Regions from separate parts of the Mus musculus genome. Here region 2 is linked to region 1. The links are chromatin loops, found by intact Hi-C in ENCODE. Cell type or tissue: gastrocnemius. All regions are shown on one strand. Links, peaks and the distances in the headings refer to the core of each region. The heading gives the core; the rest is flanking DNA. Region 1 holds the start of Cmtr2 (cap methyltransferase 2). Region 2 holds the start of Zfp612 (zinc finger protein 612).

Evidence for each region. A loop is a pair of places that touch in the nucleus more often than their neighbours do. Peaks named below come from ENCODE experiments on the same cell type or tissue, not always from the same donor. Only the 100,000 strongest peaks of a DNase experiment are listed, where the experiment ranks them.
Region 2: it touches region 1 in a loop (4-fold over the local background); 2 of 42 quality-filtered maps call a loop at or near these places.

The regions. Positions count from the first base shown.
Region 1 is chr8:110,215,497-110,219,887 of GRCm38, reverse strand. It overlaps Cmtr2 (cap methyltransferase 2), which reads right to left and starts at 1,928. Exons shown (of 2, transcript NM_146215.4): 1 at 1,802-1,928. In gastrocnemius, for the core only: no CTCF peak of the experiment used is centred there; DNase peaks (open chromatin) are centred at 2,046 and 2,548; H3K4me3 peaks cover 1,714 bases; H3K27ac peaks cover 1,376 bases.
Region 2 is chr8:110,077,210-110,081,600 of GRCm38, reverse strand. Zfp612 (zinc finger protein 612) reads right to left here and starts at 1,867. Exons shown (of 5, transcript NM_175480.4): 1 at 1,597-1,867. In gastrocnemius, for the core only: no CTCF peak of the experiment used is centred there; a DNase peak (open chromatin) is centred at 1,864; H3K4me3 peaks cover 2,181 bases; H3K27ac peaks cover 2,496 bases.

The DNA of each region.
Region 1 (4,391 bases), core at 74-4,073:
GAGCTCTAAATTCCACCATGTGGAACGCTGAGTGTCATATGTCACCCGATGGTGAGGAGTGCTTAAGTTTTCAGTTCATGCTCTGCAATCATGTCATAGTCAATTCATCCAATAAATGGTTAGACATAAAACGTCAGACATAGAAAAACTGACAACTAAATCCCCATCCTACAGAAAGCAGACATTCAAGGTGAAAATCGTGAGTCAGGCGCGCTCCTTTGTACGCTGAGCAAGATGAACTCAAAGGAAATCTAAACTGAGAAATAAAGGTTAGCTATGACCATAATGACATCATGACATTGGTGCTTCCTGAGTCCTGTCCTCTTAGCAAACCTTCCCATCCCTTTTCATCCTGTATTTTATCCTGTGTTCATCTGGTGTACAGGTTGGTAAGCTCCTTAAAGCAGTGGGTACCTTTTTTAATCATCTTGTTTGTCACAACTACTTACGAGTCCCACGTGAGTAGAGATTTACTGTCACAAACAGCAACATCATTTAACAGTTAGAAACTGTATTTAGAAAAGCTCTTAGGGGGAGGCAAAAGCAGGGCATTTCTGCACGCACAAAAACTCTACGTAAGAGCAAACAGAAAATTTACTACAATGAGCTCATCTGTCTTGATCCACGCTGTGCTTACTGGGAACCGCAGCTACATTTAGACCTCCAATACATTCTATTTTGGGGGGAAAAAAAAAGTCTACTTTTAGTCATTAACTTCACATACTAATTAGTGGCTGTGGTTAAGCTGTGAAATCTTACCGAAATTAAGTGGATAATTGCCTTCACTTGCAAACAACTAAAAGGATTCAAACGCTCCAAGGTTCCTGACTGTACTTGAGCCTTGCTGCCAACTCATTCTTAATATTACCGCCCCCTTATCCATTCCACTCCAGCCACACAAGCCTGCTGTTCACTGAAGACCCAGGCCACACCACGTTGGAACACTTTGCTCAATACTAAGAGGCAAGCTCTACCTGGGCTTTACTCCCCCAAGTATCTATCTAGCTAATCCCCTCAGCTCCTCCTGGTATTTGCTGGAAGGCACTTTACTCTGTGAAGCCTATCCTAACACACTTATTTTGAAATTGCATCTCGGGCTCCCCATGGCCCTTACCTCACTTTCTCCCACGGCATTCATGTTTATCACTTATTTCTTTTCCCCTGTGTTCTGTTTGTGACTTGTCGTTCTCAACTTCCTCAAACCAGAATGTAAGCTCCGCACTTCTGCAGGACAGTTATCTTTTATTTTGCTCACTTACATGCCACCCCAAAAGGTTCCAACAGTGGCTGGTGGGCACTTAAGTACACTAACATTAACTGGATAAATGGACGAATATTACACTTAGCCCAAAAGACAAAGCTCTGAACAGAATAATGCATTTCAATTTCACCCTAGCATTTCAATGTACGACTTAAAAACAAAAAAAATTTCAATTAAATGCATAAAATTTTTTTTCAACTAAATGCATGCCGTTTCCAAAGTGCATGTGAGGCTGATGAGTATCAACTGTATTATTTTGCAGGCTCCAAGTGGAAGACAGGAAGCTTCCTGTCCAAAGCCACAAGGAAATGATTATAAAATTTGTAAGTCCAACACCAAAGCCTTTAAGTTCTCAACAGCTGTCAGGTCTAAGTGAGCATAGGGAGTGTTAGCAATGGTCCCGCCAACTTTTCCTAGGAAATAAAAACACTGGGGCATGTGCAGTGCTCACACTGGGTCCTGGGACAGCCACCTCTCAAACACTCATTTGAGCAGCCCCGCCCCTTGCCCGCAGCGAACCGTCCGGGAACTGTCACTCACCGAGAAGCCGGGTCCGCATTCCTTCAGCCCACGCCCACCAGAGCCCCTCGAGCAGGAGCAGAGTAGCACCGCACACGCGGTCCTCACTCTAACGAGCCACCTGCCACTTCCGCTCCCGGGAACAGCTTCCGGGGGTGGCGTCTCCTCTGCGTACTTGGCAACCGGGTCGCGGACAAAGAGGAGGGAGCGCCTGGAAGACCGCCCGGACCTGCGCACGCGCAACTGGAGCCAGATCCTCCTCCAGACCACGCCCCCACCGGCTGCGAGGCTCTGACAGCCACACTGCACAGGCGCCTTCCGGGAGGCCTATCGTCACGCGCATCGACGTCACTCGGGAGGGTGGCAACTCCTGGAGCTGAGCTCTGGTGCGGAGAAACTTGTCCGTCTCAGCGGGTCGCCATGGCAACGGAACTGGGCTTTGGTACCCGAAGGTTTACCCTGGATAGATAGATGCTAGTTCCTAGGAGAGACTGCATTAAAATTGAAGCTCAATGGATAACTTGAGTGCAAAACCAAATTAAAGAAACGGAAGTATCATCACTTGGTGTGTTTACATATTAATAAACCAAGGAAAAAGAAAACCACCCGGTGTAGTGCCACAAGCCTTTGATCCCAGCTCTCATGAGCCAGAGGGAAACAGATCTCTGAGTTCTAAGTCACTCTGGTCTACATAGAGAGTTCCATGTCAGCCAGGGATACCAGAGGATGGACTCTCAGGCCTGGGACTCTCTAGTTAGGTTAGACTGTCCAGCTAGTCACTGGTATCCACCTGTCTCCACCTCCCCAGCTGTGGGGTAGCCACAGCTGCTGTGCGTTTATAAGTGTAACAGCCATCCTTTTTAGAGGAAAGCGCTTCACAGCACTTCCCTCATCCTCTCGCTCTCCCACTCTTTTCACCCACTCTTCTGCACTCCCCTTCCCTGAGCAGGTGTTATGTAGATGGCCTGTCTATGGCTGAGCTGTCAGTCACTTCTCAGAACTTTGACAGAGATGAGGGAAGAGCACCGTATTCAGAAGGCAGTTTGGCAACTTGACCATTTAGAGAAAAAAAAAAAAATCAGTGGACTCTCCCTTAGAGCCCACGATTTGTTAGTTATGGGTTTGGGCCATAACTAATACAAGGCATGAATTCCTCTTGTGGAGCAGGCAAATACCTACTGAATATTTTAGAAAAGCTCCCTTAAGTTCCTTCCTAGTCTTCCACCCTCAAGAAGCAGCTATCACTGTATTTCCCATCACCCTAATTTAGATGATCTGGTCTAGAATTTCACATAATTCAATCATTACACTTTGACTCTTCTCAGCCTCTCCCTGTTCAATTTATTATTTAAAATGTTTTCATCTGTATTGTCTTGTGTCTTTAAAATTTATATTGCAAGGGGTTTGTCATTCTGTGGGTTGACTTTAATCAGTTCTTCTACTGAAGGCTGACTGTTTAGTTTCTAGACTGGTGATATTACGAATGGACCTGTTTGGGGACTTTCTAATATGTTGTTGTAAGCATATGTTTTCATTATTCTTGTGTGACTTAGATGTGGAGGAACTGAGTCATCCAGCAGGCATAGCGACCAAGAGGAGAGAATAATCGCAGCTGCTGTGTGTGTAACTTCTTAAATCTTCCCCAGAGTTCTGAGTGTGTGTAACTTCTTAAGACTTCCCCAGATTTCTGAAGTGTTCCACCGTTTTGTAGTCCTACCCATAATGCAACTTTTTGGCATTGTCTTTTCATTTTAGCCGTTGGAGAGACTCTGTTGCTTTCTAAATGGGATTCTTTGAGACTTTCATACATATGTACAATATGTTTTGATCACCCTCCTCCTCTTCCAACTCCCCCCTCCCCATTTCATACAATGTTCTTTACTTTCTTTTTTTTGTAGCTCACTGATTCCAATTAGAGCAGATAGTATGTGCATAGGACCATCCACTAGAGCATGGGTGACCTACAAGGTGCCACCTTCCTGATAATAAATATTAGTTTAAAATGTCAATATATGAATGCTGTTCTTTTGTGGAACCCAGGAGTATGTGAGGAATTTGTAATCTGTTAGATGAAATTACCGTGTTTATAAATACTGTCATGAACACTCCAAACAGCAAAGGATGTAGGGAGTCTTCCCTGGGTAAAATGGTCACTACACAAACGGTGACCATAAAACCTTTGCTGAAGAACTGTGGGGCTTTTGCACTGTTAGTTCTCTTAATTACATGACATAAATACACTTACCGTTTCCGTTTTAGGAACAGAATGCAGGCTGAGAACAATCTGACAATTCGCTGAAAGTTATGTCATCACCAGGCAGCAGAGTCAGGGTGTGAACTTGAGTCTGCCTGAATCCAAATTGCTGCCAGCTGTGCCAAGCCATCTCCATCATTCCCATTCAGACTCAGAAAGGTGTATCGGCAGCGGCAATAGTTGTTAAAGGAAGATGAATGGCATGCGTGTTAGAAAAGCAAGAGAGTGGGCTGTTGAAAAGGTTTTAGGAAAGACAAAGTGATCCAGATGTGTGAAGCGGATACATGACGCCTGCCTCTCACTACACTGCCTGCCTCTGACTTACTGCAGCATCTGCCTTTGACTGCACTGCCTGCC
Region 2 (4,391 bases), core at 78-4,077, 140 kb after region 1:
AACCCTAGAAGGACATCTTTTGAGATTCCAAGGCTCCTCAGAGACCCTGCAAGACAGAACCTGTTGAGGGCCAAAGCTGGTAAGGCAACCTTGTATGCACTTTATTAAAGCAAACTAAATTGGCCTAAGAAAGCCTTCTGACTCATATACCAGAGTCCTGACCTGTAGAGAATTGCAACCTAACTCAGTATATAAACACATTCAAAACCTAACTTCAGAACTGAGTCTCAGCCAATCATAGTGGCCAGGCTGATCAAACTAGGTTCAAATAAGGCAAGCTCCAGGCACAAGCCAACTGAGCTAGCTCTTCAGTACAGGTCTTCTCCTGTCTATAAATACCCAGCCCCATGGCATCCCCAGTCTTACAAGTTGTTGTGGTGTCAATCATTCTTTGCCCAACTGAACTGTTATATTTAATTTGTCTATATTTTTTTTCTATTTTGCTATCTTTGTCCTTCACTCTGTCCAGGCGACTATATTCTACTCATAGCTAAATTCCCACAAACAAAACAAAACAAAACCCTTTGTCCTACGTTCTACATCTTGAAAAACCTAGACTACAAAAGGATTTTTAAATGTTTCTACCTCTTCAAATTGCAGGAGTTTCCCCAGCCATTTTCATTATGACTTATTTGGCAATTAAAAAACTATCAGGCTGTAAATTTTCCTCTGGCTCAGAATTAACCCTTGACCAGGAACACTCGATGCCAAATGTGTTTGGAAAACTCTATATCCACATCAAATCTTAAAAATGTCTACAAAGGGGGTGCCCAGGAAGGGGGGGTGTGAAATGAATCAAATGCATTCTACATTTGTATGAAAATTGCCTGTGAATAAAAAAGCTTGAAAAATGTATTCCTATGGATATTCTCATGTGTAGGAGACATGCACAAAGTATCCATCGTCAGCACTATTTGTGATGCATAACCAGCCTGAAAACAACCTACCCATCCCCTGAAAATACAGCTTCTGTATTGTTTTTATAGCTGGACCTTACCCAGCTGACATAGACACTACTTAGAAATTAACCAAGTACTCAAAAACAACAACAACAACAAAGCTTAAACTGTTGCATATGTATACACTTTTAAAAAAATAGGCTGTGGTAAACACAAAATTCAAAATAGTTGTTACATCTGAGGGTGGGAAGAGTCTGAGAGTCAGATGAAGAACGAATACACTGATGGATGCAGCATAAGGACCAGATTCGTTCTTATCTGGCTGCGCATAGGTAAGCATCCGTTACTTTTCTTTCTCTTAAAACTCTTTCTCTGTGTCTATCTCTGTCTCTGTCTCTCCCTGCTCCCCACCTTGGAAAAATAAGTGTTTTGGCTACGGTTATAGCCGTAAGAGACCTGCATCCATCCAAATGTCGCACTGCCTTCTACGGGGTATGAAATAGCAGCAATTCTGAAACTAGTCTGTGTGTACTCTTGCCATGTCGTCATCTTGTGTGCATGTGTGGGGCCTGACGTCGATGCAGCAGACCAGGCCTTAAGCTCGCTCTGTCCCCAACGGCTGAGAAGTGGCCCTGCTTTCCCTGCGGTGGCCCCGCGCCCTTCACCCTGCCTGGAGCCCGGGACAAGCAGTACACACCTGCAGGGCCGCGGCGGGTCAAGAGACCTGCGATGTCACCTCGAGCCGCTTCGCCCCCGCACGCAGCTACCCCTCTGTGAAGTGACACAGCTTCCCCGATCCGCCACCTGCTGAGTTTTCTGGGTCTGACAATGGTCGCCACTCAAGCGTCACCGCTGTGGACACGGAGACTTGGTGGCCCGCGAGGCTGGCTGCGGGAGCCCCTGCGTGCTGTCCGCCAAGACACACCGCGAACCGCAATGGGTCCGCACTCACCTGCGCAGCACGGTCCGCGCGCGGCCGGAAGTGCGTCACCGGCCCGACCCCGCCCCTCTAGGAGTGCTGCCCCCTCCCTCTCTGGGGTGCCCGCCTGGCCTCTGCGGTTCTCTGTCGCCTAGGACTCAAGCTCTTTGTCGTGGGCCATGGGTTCTGATGTCTTAGGACCCTTACTCCTGGAGTACTGGATAGACCCACCCGAGAAAGGCCACCCGAGTTTATGTCTTGGTAAAGCTGGAGGTGCCAGCAGGTGGACTGTGCCAGTGCGTCACAGGCTGGAGGACCCAGGGTCCACTTTAAAAATAAATGTTATGTAATGTCATGCAGGCCTGCTGCTGGGCCTTGATTGCAGTTGTTCTGGAAGCTGAGGCTGGAGATGGCGCTTAATGATACACTGCTTCTCGGGCACTCTGGGTTCAAAAACCAGGACAAATAATAATAATAACAACAACAACAACCTGATTTCCTACCATGAAATTCATAACTACCTGCTGTTGACACAAGAAAACAACTCTTACCTTAAAGGGGATAAGAGATAGTTTATTCTCAAACCAAATTTAAGTGATCATAGCCCAGGAGCCCAGATTTAGGTTGCCCCAAATTCCACGTTCCAACGCGGAAGCAGTTTTATAGTTTTACAGATCAAAAAAGTCCTAAATCAAAGTTTAAGATATATTGGTTGGGCCGGGCGGTGGTGACGCACGCCTTTAATCCCAGCACTTGGGAGGCAGAGGCAGGCAGATTTCTGAGTTCGAGGCCAGCCTGGTCTACAGAGTGAGTTCCAGGACAGCCAGGGCTGCACAGAGAAACCCTGTCTCGAAAAGAAAAAAGAAGAAAAAAAAAAAAAAAGATATATTGGTTGGGTGCATCAGAGAGGTCGGTACAGCAAGATAGGGGTCGCCTTTCTATATTTCAGATGGATGCTATATGATAACCTTCTTGGCTTTTGTGTTGGTGGAAGTCAATGGCCTGTTACAAGATCCCAACAGGTGTTTAATCTATATTACAGGATGTTAGTTCTTACAGAAAAATAAGCAAGAAATGGTTATTCAAAGTGGTAACACTGGCCCAAAATAAGATAATTAGCTAGCCTTGGCACCTGTAGCATTCCAATATCTCAACAGCACTATAGTTCAATGAGTCAGTCTCTGTAGACATGACTTCTGTTCGGGAACTGAAAATTGGCACTGCCTAGAGACCCACAAGTAATACATAGTAGAGGATACATGAAAATGATTTATAGTAACAACACTACTTTGGTCTAATGGCATACATATTTGCCATTGTCCCACATGGAATTCGGATGTCAGAGCCACAGAGCTCCTGTCTTTCGCTGGTGTTTCCAAAAATCACAAGAGCATGATCTAAAACGGTGAATGCTCTTTTGACAGAGTTCTGAGTGAAACACAGAATGGTTTTTCTCTTCATGATGCTGGAGTCAGATTCCTGGAATTGCTACACGCGTTGTCTGAGTCCTAGATTCTGGCCAAGGTTTTCACTTACATAAATGACTAGTCACACACTAGCAAGTCTTCCTCTGTAGCCAAGACTGTCTTACATCGTCGGCTTTGTGGCACTTCTGACTTTCACCCACAATGCTACCCCTCACCATCACCATCAAAGGTTAAAAAAAAAACAAAAAAACAAAACAAAACTTACCCCACACAAAGTCCCAGAATGAACCCTGGGGGACATTAGACAGTACTAAAAGCTACTGGGTTGGACCCTCTTTACAAATTCTCCTTCCTGGACATGCTCCCAAAACCCCACTCCTCACTGAGGAGCTATTGAGAATTGACGGCTGCTTGGGAAAGGGGAGTCTATTTTCTTCAGGGAATGGGATGTGGTCCCTCTGAGCCTACCCATGCTCCAGGACTAGCAGCACTAAGAGGACTCAGTGAGTTCTAACAAGAACTCATGAAGTTGGAGGGAAAGAGATAGGAGGGGGAGGGGATTGGATAGAGGAGAGGGAATGGAGGTTGTCAAAACCACTACATGTGTGTATGAAATTCTCAAGCATTGAAAATGAACCCCCTTCCTGACTCTGGTAACACAGTTCTTTCTTCCTTCCAGCTTGGCTCGTCCCCATCCTGCTGTACCCTCCTGGCTCTCACCACACCCATTTTCTTTGCTCTTCCTGCACTTGCACACAAGCACAGAATGCTTTCTCCTTACCAGTCCTACCCTTCCTGTTACAGGAAACATCAGCTAAAATCCCACTCCTCACAGAAAGTGAGCCTTCTCCAACCACCCAGAACAAGGTGGGAGCCCCCACTTATATGCCATTACAGCACCCTGTACTTCTCAGCTTTTGGCACATTTTTGCTTAGTTAGTGTTCATAGTTACATAACTATTTGTCTTTTCTGGTAGTTCCAAAAAGCAGGGATCATACATGCACATACATATATTACAGAAGAAGACTTGTTAGTGTGTCATTCATGTAAGTGAAAATCTTGACCGGAATCTAGGACTCACACATGCATGTTCACACATTTTAACATGTAGTAATTCCAGGAATCTGACTCCAGCATTATGAAGA